2 separate regions of the Homo sapiens genome follow, and region 1 is linked to region 2. A link is an interaction called in ENCODE POLR2A ChIA-PET data of the cell type or tissue named here. Cell type or tissue: PC-9. All regions are shown on one strand. Each heading gives the region's core, and the rest is flanking DNA. Links, peaks and the distances in the headings are about the cores only. Region 1 overlaps SVIL (supervillin). Region 2 has its middle 170 kb from the start of SVIL.

The links. ChIA-PET counts read pairs that join two places held together with the same protein. Peaks named below come from ENCODE experiments on the same cell type or tissue, not always from the same donor. Only the 100,000 strongest peaks of a DNase experiment are listed, where the experiment ranks them.
Region 1: POLR2A ChIA-PET joins it to region 2 with 5 read pairs; 2 of 35 experiments call an interaction of 5 or more read pairs at or near these places.

The regions. Positions count from the first base shown.
Region 1 is chr10:29,531,223-29,535,615 of GRCh38, forward strand. SVIL (supervillin) reads right to left here. Exons shown (of 38, transcript NM_021738.3): 8 at 1,307-2,236; 9 at 780-950; 10 at 32-66. Among named protein-coding and RNA genes, the nearest start is that of MIR604, 12 kb to the right of the region's middle. In PC-9, for the core only: no CTCF peak of the experiment used is centred there; no DNase peak of the experiment used is centred there; H3K27ac peaks cover 82 bases.
Region 2 is chr10:29,802,378-29,806,770 of GRCh38, forward strand. No RefSeq gene overlaps it. Among named protein-coding and RNA genes, the nearest start is that of SVIL, 170 kb to the left of the region's middle. In PC-9, for the core only: no CTCF peak of the experiment used is centred there; DNase peaks (open chromatin) are centred at 1,454 and 2,024; H3K4me3 peaks cover 938 bases; H3K27ac peaks cover 4,000 bases.

The DNA of each region.
Region 1 (4,393 bases), core at 236-4,235, 270 kb before region 2:
AAGAAGAAAAAAAAGGGAAACAGGTACTTGCCATCGACAGTTGGCGTTTCTGAATGTGAAGTGCACCTAGGAAAGACATTAGCAAATAACAATAATACATTAGCAGGTGGGAGCAGAAGATCGAAATAAAACATCATACTGAAAGTAAAAATAAAAATGCAATTAAATTCTTTTAAGAAATAACCTCCTGGTAGCAATTCTAGTTGTGAAAACACACATACAGTTGTGAAGCAACACTGTGGAGCGTGTGTGCACACAATCCCAGCCAAGTACACACCCCGTGGAGAGAGACCAGGCACAAGAACAACTTGTTAAACACCACTGATGACAATTTTCCAGACAAATCTTACCATTTCTATGCAATAGTATATGACACTTCAGTATAAAACTCAAATACAACAAGTAGATGGACATTTATAAAATGAATATAAAATTCCTCAGTTATTTTCACTGTAAAATCTGGTGAATATGCAATCTGGAGTCTAATTTAACAAGGGGTAAAAAACATTAAAACCATTAAATAAAGAAAAATAATGTTTCTTACTTCTTATCATCTGAATGCAATGTAAAATTGTGTATGTATCATAATACCGCTGTAAAGGCTAATATTCTTTAAAAAGACTTTTAAATAAGCCAAATAAATAACGCTTATAGGTTAGATGGAACAATTATGGAATCGCCAACATCCTATATAAATAGCGTCAAGACCGTCAGTGTGGTAAAACTCCTGTGTCATTGCCACGTTCCTGGATGAGGAAACTGCGCATACGCATGCCTACCTATCCGATTCCTTTCGTTCTGCTGAAGTTATAGGTTGGGTTCTAAATCTCTCGGAAGTTTTTCTACTTTCACCAGGAGAAAAATAGCGTCTTGGTTTCCGGGACCCTCTCTCCCGTTCCACACCGGTGGGCAAGCCAGGTCCTTCAGCCGACCTCTCCACCCGTGATTTGCTTTGAGAATCAAAGGGCAGAGAGTATAAGGAAGGCAAACGAAGACAGAGAAAGAGAAGATGGCAAAGGATTATGCATCTCCGTGAGTCAAGGGACAGACACCACCAAACCCCTCTTCATGCCTCTACCATGCACGTAAGGAAGGAGACATTCCAGACACCCAATCCACTAGTTCCCCATTAGTAGGCAGAAGCAGAGTGGTAGTTTTTGAGCCATTTTCCGCATAGTCGCCCTGCACGCACTTGTGAGCTAAGCTAATATGATTCAATGCAGAACACAACACAGGTCGAGGAGTGAATCATTCTGCCAGGGACGTGCAAGTGACACAGCTGGAGGGCGTGTGAAGCATCACCTACAGTTCAGGTCTCCTGCAGGCGTTGGCAGATGCCAGGAACGCACTTCGGAGCTGGGCGACAGAGACTTTTGTGTCCAGCATGCTGATCTCCCCATAAGGCCCTTCGGTCTTGGAGCTGGGCAGCTCCAGCTCTCTCCTGGAAGCTGGGTCCTTATACTTCAAGGCCTGGAGCTGAGGGGGGCCTGTGAAATCTGACAGAGAGCGGGTACGGACCTTGCGCTTTTTCGAGGCTTCCCTGTTGTGACCAGTTGGTTTGGCGTCTTGGGACACAGGCTCACTTTGAATGTAGAGAACCATCTCGCTCCTGCCTGTCCTCTCAGTGGGCTGGTGCGGAGCTTGAGGGGGTTGTGCCACGTTTTCCAGTTCCTTCTGATGCTCTAAGGTGACTGTGCTCACAGCAGGCTTACCAAAGTCCTCATTTCTAGAGGGATCTTCTGGGCTTCTCACTAGCCCATCACCCTCCAAAGCCAGTAGGGTTTTCTTGCTTTGCTCGAGAGCTTCAGTGAAGCACACATCTTCTTCTTTTTCTTCTCCTTCTCCTTCCCCTTCTTCTTCTTCTGCTTTTGACTCGCAGACATGGAGAACTGGGCTATCCCTTCCGTCACCTTCTAGAACCGTCAAGCTGGGAGGTTTGGGGACATTCTGGGTGGCTGATGCTACCCAGCTACACTCAGATGCATTTTCTGGGGTTTCTGGCGTCACTAGCTTGGCGGTGTGACCGGTATCTGCGGGTTGGACATAGCCACGGATTGGCTGTCGTGTAGAGCCTGCTGCCTTGCTGGGGACCCTATCAAAGGCTGAGTGCTCAGACTGAAATGACACGTAATGGACTGGCGCTGGCTGGTGTCTCCTCTGAGTTACGGACTCTGAGGCGAGTTCAGGGCTGTTTCGAGCACTTTCCTCTTTCACCAATTTTTCTCTAACTTTAACTCTTTAAGAAAGAAAAAGGATTTAAGTTGCAAAGTGCAGTAACGGCCTCACAGGAGGAAAGCATGCGTAGATCACAGATTACCAGTGAATGGAAACTGACCTGAGAGAGAATAACTTGTGAAAAAGCATTTTGGTGTCTAATGTCAACTACTTGTCAGATGATCCTGAGTTGAGTTTCCAATTTGCATATGTATGCCCAGGAGGTGCAAAACTAACTCTACCCCTGTAAAAGCTGGCAGGGGTCAGATGCTATCCTGGGGGAGAATGGGTCCCTTCTGACTAAATAAATACCCAGAAGCCACAGAAAAATGCGTTAATATCCACCACCAGCATGCATTAGGGCATAATGAGCCTGGTCCCTTGAATCAGTAAGCTTTCCTCATGTACACGCCCAGAACACGGACTGTGGGGGAAGGTTCCTGGCATACAGACACCTATTGACCAAACGCTGTAATTTCATTGTCGTCTGAAAATGTAAGAGCACTCACGATTATTTATGCTTTTTATTTAGTTCAAGATACAACAATCACCTCTCTTTTAAAGCACTCAACTAGACATTCACAAGCTTTTTCATGCAATGCAGAGTATATTCATTCATTCAGAAGGCATGTGGCCAGTCTGGGCATCATTATGAATAATTCTAGCACCAAAAGAATGTTAGAGAAAAGATAGTTGCTGACAGAACTAATGAAGTGAACATTTCCCACCACCATCCCCCTGTCCTGCTGTTATGCTCTTAGTTAAAAATGAATCCCAAAAGAGAGGCCGGGCCCTGGGGCTCATGCCTGTGATCACAACCTTTTGGGAGGCCTGGGCAGGAGGATCATTTGAGGCCAGGAGTTTGAGACCAGTTTGGGCAACATAGTGAGATCTTGTCTCTACAAAAGTAAAAAACAATATCTAGGTGCAGTGGCGTGTGCCTGTAGTCCCAGCTACTTAGGAGGCTGAGGCAGGAGGCCCACTTGAATCCAGGAGTTTGAGGCTGCAGTGAGCTATGATTGTACAGCTACACTCCAGCATAGGCAACAGAGAGAGGCTCTGTCCCTAAAAAACAAAAATAAAATAAAAATAAAGAGAGATTGCTCCAGTTGTTTCTAAAGTTATTCAAATATCTGAGAGCAAAACTGACATCCTTTTCAAAAGCTACAGACCTTTTTCCATTACTGCAAAACAAAGAAACCAAGAGCTCTGGCTGTGGGGTTGGAAGAGACCTCTGCTCAGATCCTGGCTCAGTCAGGTTGAGCTGTGTAGTGTTGGGCAACTCACCTGCCCTTAGTAAGCCTCAGTTGCTTTACCTTTTAAATGGAAATAATAGTGACATAATGTAATGTGATATTTGCAAAGCACGTGGCTTAGTGCTTAGCAAAGAGTAAATGTTTAATAGTGTTATCTAGTTCTTATTTTTGGTTTTTGAAGTACCATGTAGTGGGAAAGGAGACACAATTCCAACTACTTGAGAATGGAAAACTGATTAGGGCTCAGCTTTAAAAAGCAAAGAGGGCTTTTGGAGTGGGAAAAGGGATTTCTTGCGGGGAGAGGAATTTAGACTGTTTACTTAAGCTTAATTGGCAAAAGTAATTATTTATGATGTGCACTGTATGGAAAAGAATAGTTTATTTAATGACAAGTGCACCCTGCTAAATTTGATAAAAACTCCTATATATTTTTTTTAACGTACGAGGCAGTGTATCTATATATGTGTCATTAAAGGACAATCCACACAGACGCACATAGAGGTGGTAACTATGAACAACTCAGGGAAAGAAAACATTCTTAGTTGTTATTTTTCCCAGAGATGAGCCAGTGTTGGAGGTTTTCATACTTAAAACGTTTGTTAATCAAAAGGAGACTGAAGCGCGGTTCCAGTTCTCCTGTGGAATGCGTGCTCCTGATCAGAGACAATCTGAATGTTGTCCTCAGCCAAGAACAAAGTGACTGTCAGAAACTCTGTGTGTGGAGCTTTGTCCTTCCATGACTTACTCATTCTGACTCCTTCCGCCTCTCCCTGCCCCCAGTCTTAAAAATGAAATGATAGGGGGTTTTGTTTGCTTTTAAAACCACATGCCCTAAATTTAACTGTTGAAAATTAACTACTGGTTTAGAGATGAGGAGATATGAAAGCAAGGAGGCTGGAAGGGCTGGGAGCAGTGGGAAGCTG
Region 2 (4,393 bases), core at 199-4,198:
TTCTGCTTTTGCTTCCTCATTTTCTCTTGCCACTGCCATGCAAGAAGTGCCTTTTGCCTCCCACCATGATTCTGAGGCCTCCCCAGCCAAGTGGAACTGTAAGTCCAATTAAACCTCTTTTTCTTCCCAGTCTCAGTTATGTCTTTATCAGCAGGGTGAAAACAGATTAATACAGATGGCTACACATAACAAACAATCCTAAATATCAGTGATTTACATAAGCCCAGGTTTTTCTTCTTTTCCACTTAATGAAAATCTGGAGCTAGGCAAGTAGGGGCTGATATGGGGTGGGGGGGGGGGTCCAGTATTGGCAAGGAAGCAGGCACTTGTCTTTTAGCTTTATCATCCTCAGCATGTGTCTGCCACCCTTAAGGTTACCCATGGTCCAGTAAGTAGGGACTATGGAGCTTTTATCATTAATTCCACATCCCAGGTAGTAGGAAGACTGTGGCAAGGATCAAAGCTGCAGCTGCAGGTCCCTTTGAAGAGCCTTCTTTTTTTTTCTTTTTTTTTTTTGAAGACAGGGTTTTCCTCTGTTGCCCAGGCTGGAGTGCAGTGTTGTGAACACAGCTCACTGCAGCCTTGACCTCATGGGCTCAAGTGATCCTGCTGCCTCAGCCCCCTAAGTAGCCAAGACTACAGGTGCACACCACCACACCTGGCTAATTCTTGTATTTTTTGTAGAGATGAGGTTTTGCTATGTTGCCCAGGCTGGTCTCGAACTCCTGAGCTCAAGAGATTTGCCTGCCTTGGCCTCTCAAAGTGCAGGGCTTACAGGTGTGAGTGAGGAGCCTTCTTTACATGCTGTCTGACATGTCATTGTTCAGAACTTAATTACACGGTTGCAAGGGAATGTGGTAAGTGTAGCCTTTTCATAGGGTGCCTTGCAGCCCTTAATAACATCTGTCATTAGATTTCTAAATAATGGGTACAGTCTTGGCTATAAGAGTCATCAGTGCAAACAGTGTTTACAGCCATGGCATTGGACGATGACGTGATCGGCAGAGGAAGGGAAACCAATCACAGAGGTGCTCATCCACAGCTGTAACGTGCCTCTGGCTCACAGAAACATGGAGCACCAGAGCTTGGCTTGGCTTGTATTGGTCATTCTTTGTCTTATTCCTGGGCCATGCATTTTTATAGCACGTGTTTGTCCTTTTCCTTTTGACCTACTTTACCCTTATACAACCTAGTTGAGTTTTATGCACTCTTTCAAGAAGCCCTTCTAGAACACGACTGTGTATAAATAAATAACAAACAAAGCTTTGATCAGTCTTCCTCTGTCAGAATGGGGAAAGAAGGCGAAAGAAGTAGAAAAAGAGGAAGTAGAGGAAGGGAAAGGGGCAGGAAATGAGTGGAAAGCAAACTGAGTGATTGAGGAGATTTTTGTTGGGGGTCGGGGAGATGCCTCAGAGCTTGTGTATTTACATGAGTCATCTGGACACGCTGAAACCCAGTTTCAACTTGAAGGGTTCCTCTCCAACCAACTGCTTCCTGGGGTCTGTCTGGAGAGTTACCAGAAGGTAATCTTCAACTAGAAGTGATTATTAGGTGGGCATAGGCAGCTGTTGTTGGCAAAGGAAATGCATTTCTTTTTGCTTACCTGTGACCAGTGGTTTGAGTCTCATGGAAGAAGCTCTCAATGATAGAAACTGAAGTCAGTGCCACATATGTAATTATATAAAGAACTTTGTGATTGCAGCTCAGGAAATGGTCTGGGTTTCAGACGTCCTCTGTCCTCACTGATGATGGCTGAAACTGAGGGTTTCAAAGTCTCTGGTTGGTGCCAGAGGGTACAGTTGGGTACAGAAAAGTGAGGAAATACTCTGGAGTCAAATAAAAATGCAAGAAGCAGAGAGCTTTTGAGGATATACAATGTGACGCTTAATGTTTGTCTTCCTTAAATGTCCTCAGTGCCACCATGACTAAGTTCTGGAAACAGAGAATCCTGTTTTGATTCTGTGACTCAGAGGGCATAATATGTTGGCTCTTTGCCCTGGGGCCCAGGGTATCCAGTGAAGCAAAAACAACTAGGCTACAGCTGCACTTCCCTGTGCTGCATGCTGCAGGGGCTGGAACCAGAAAGGCCACAGGGAATCTGAGAAAATTCACTTCTCTTAAGCTTCTCACTATTTCTCCAAAGCAAAGACAGGAGGGCTGCTGCCAGGACTGTGAGAGTTTGTACAGTATTGTGGTGCAATTGCAAAAGGCGTGCTTTCTCCTGGCAGGTGCAGCCCCCACACAGGGCTCAGCATGTGGTTAGTGGAGAACAGGCTGGATTTAGGTCCCCATCCTCCCTCTCAGCAGAGCATCCCTGCAGAGAGAAAAACCCACACACCCACCCACCTGTGGTAGCGCTGGCTGCTACCTACTTCACACATCCTGCCTGATAAGGTTTGGCTGCGTCCTCACCCAAATCTCACCTTGAATTGTAACTTCCATAATTCCCAAGTGTTGTGGGAGGGACCCAGTGGGAGATAATTGAATATGGGGGCAGTTTCCCCCATACTGTTCTTGTGGTAGTGAGTAAGTCTCTTGAGATCTGATTTTTATAAGAGGTTTCCCCTTTTGCTTGGGTCTCATTTTCTCCCTTGTCTGCCACCATGTAAGATGTGCCTTTCACCTTCTGCCATGATTGTGAGGCCTCCCCAGCCATGTGGGACTGTGAGTCAATTAAACCTCTTTTTCTTTATAAATTACCCACTCTCAGATATGTCTTTATCAACAGCGTGAAAACGGACTAATACACTGCCTGTCACCACTGGGGCTGTCCCAATGCTTCATGCCCTTGGAGTGGTGGCCTCTGAAGCAGAGTTTAGTGTGTAGCATGTGTCTGAGGCGTGTGCTTGAGATCAACTCCCGTGGCAGGGAGACAGAAGGCAGGAGAGTGCGAGGGAGAAGTCAAACTGTGATGAAATCTGATGATGGCCTTGGGCAGCCCTGTGGGGAGCCCTGGAGCTAGAATGTTCTCCAGTGTTGGACCAAGCTGGTCAGGCCTGTATCCCTCTGTGGTTTAGGGTAAAGCCGCTCTTCAGCTAAGATGAGTCCTGAGTTGGGGCAGCTGACAGCTGACACCCAGCCACCAGCATGCCCAGTGGTGGGGGCAACAAGTCTGTCCATGAAGGGAGATATAGAAGGCATGTCACAGTGTCTGCCACACCACCCCAAGGCTGCCCTTTAATAACCTAGTTTTCTGCTTCAAGGCTTCCCTTGATATTAAATTTCATCAGAGTTCTACAGCATGCCAAGATTTGAGGGGCAGGATAAAAAAATCACCCTACTGTCAATGCCATAGGCATTGCCTAACCATGATAATCAGAGAAAGCCGCTTTTACCCTAGTGTCTCTCAATTTTGACCCCAAATTAAGCATAATGCCAAAAGAAACATTTTGGGACTCTCTGAAAGGTCTAGGAAGGGAAGAAGCTTGCTGGGTGCATTCTGCAGGGACATCAGTTTACTGTCCACACTTTTTGTGGTCCATATCTTCTCCGAGGCCCTCATGCTGAGAAAATCTCACAGGAATCCCATATTCAGCCTCAGGGGAGGAAGGTCCGTGCGAAACACAAGAAGGAAGATGATTGGGGGCCGTGGAAGAGAGAGGCAATGTCACCTTATCCCAGGAGACCTCCAGCAGGTCCCTGGAAACAGGGGCAGGGGACAGGGGTGAGGCAGGGTGGGGAGCCCTAGATCCCAGGCCAGACCACTCGGTCAACCCCTGGCCTTGCTGCCCATGAGGTCTGCAGCTGTGGGAAAGTTCCTTAATTGTTCCATGCCTCAGTTTCCCCATCTGAGAAATTAGGATTGATAGTACCAACCTCAGAGGGCTCCTGCCAGGATGAACTCACACGAATCCCTTGAAGAGGGCCTGACCCGCACTGCACTCAGGAGCTGTGGCTACAAGAATGGGAGCAAGAAGGAAGGATCCCCTGAGTCTGGGGGTTGAGACAAGGCCAGTTCCTTCCCCACGGAGCCAACTTCATTGGAAGAGAGCTGCTCATGGGTTCAGCCTCAAACAGAAACATTCTGGGAAGCTCTCAGATGGTTCTATGTAATTGTTTAGCCAATTAGAAGTGATTCAGAAGGCAAATTTTGCTCTAATAAACAGAGCAATTTGTGAAGGGTTTTTGGTTCTGGAGAAAAAACTCTAAAACATCAATATTGTTACTAATGCTACAGAGAAACAATGACCCATACTCTGAATCAACACACTAATTTGTAAACCTCACAGACTCAGCCTTGAAATTCCTGTTTTATTGAATTGCCCTCTGAAACAAAGGTTATTTTTAAGCAACGTTTAGTAAACCAATTTAAGTGGGAATAGAACTCCTGAAATGTCAGAGGTGGGTCACTCCTGCAGTACAAAGATAGCCTAGCTTAATAGTTAACGCTGTT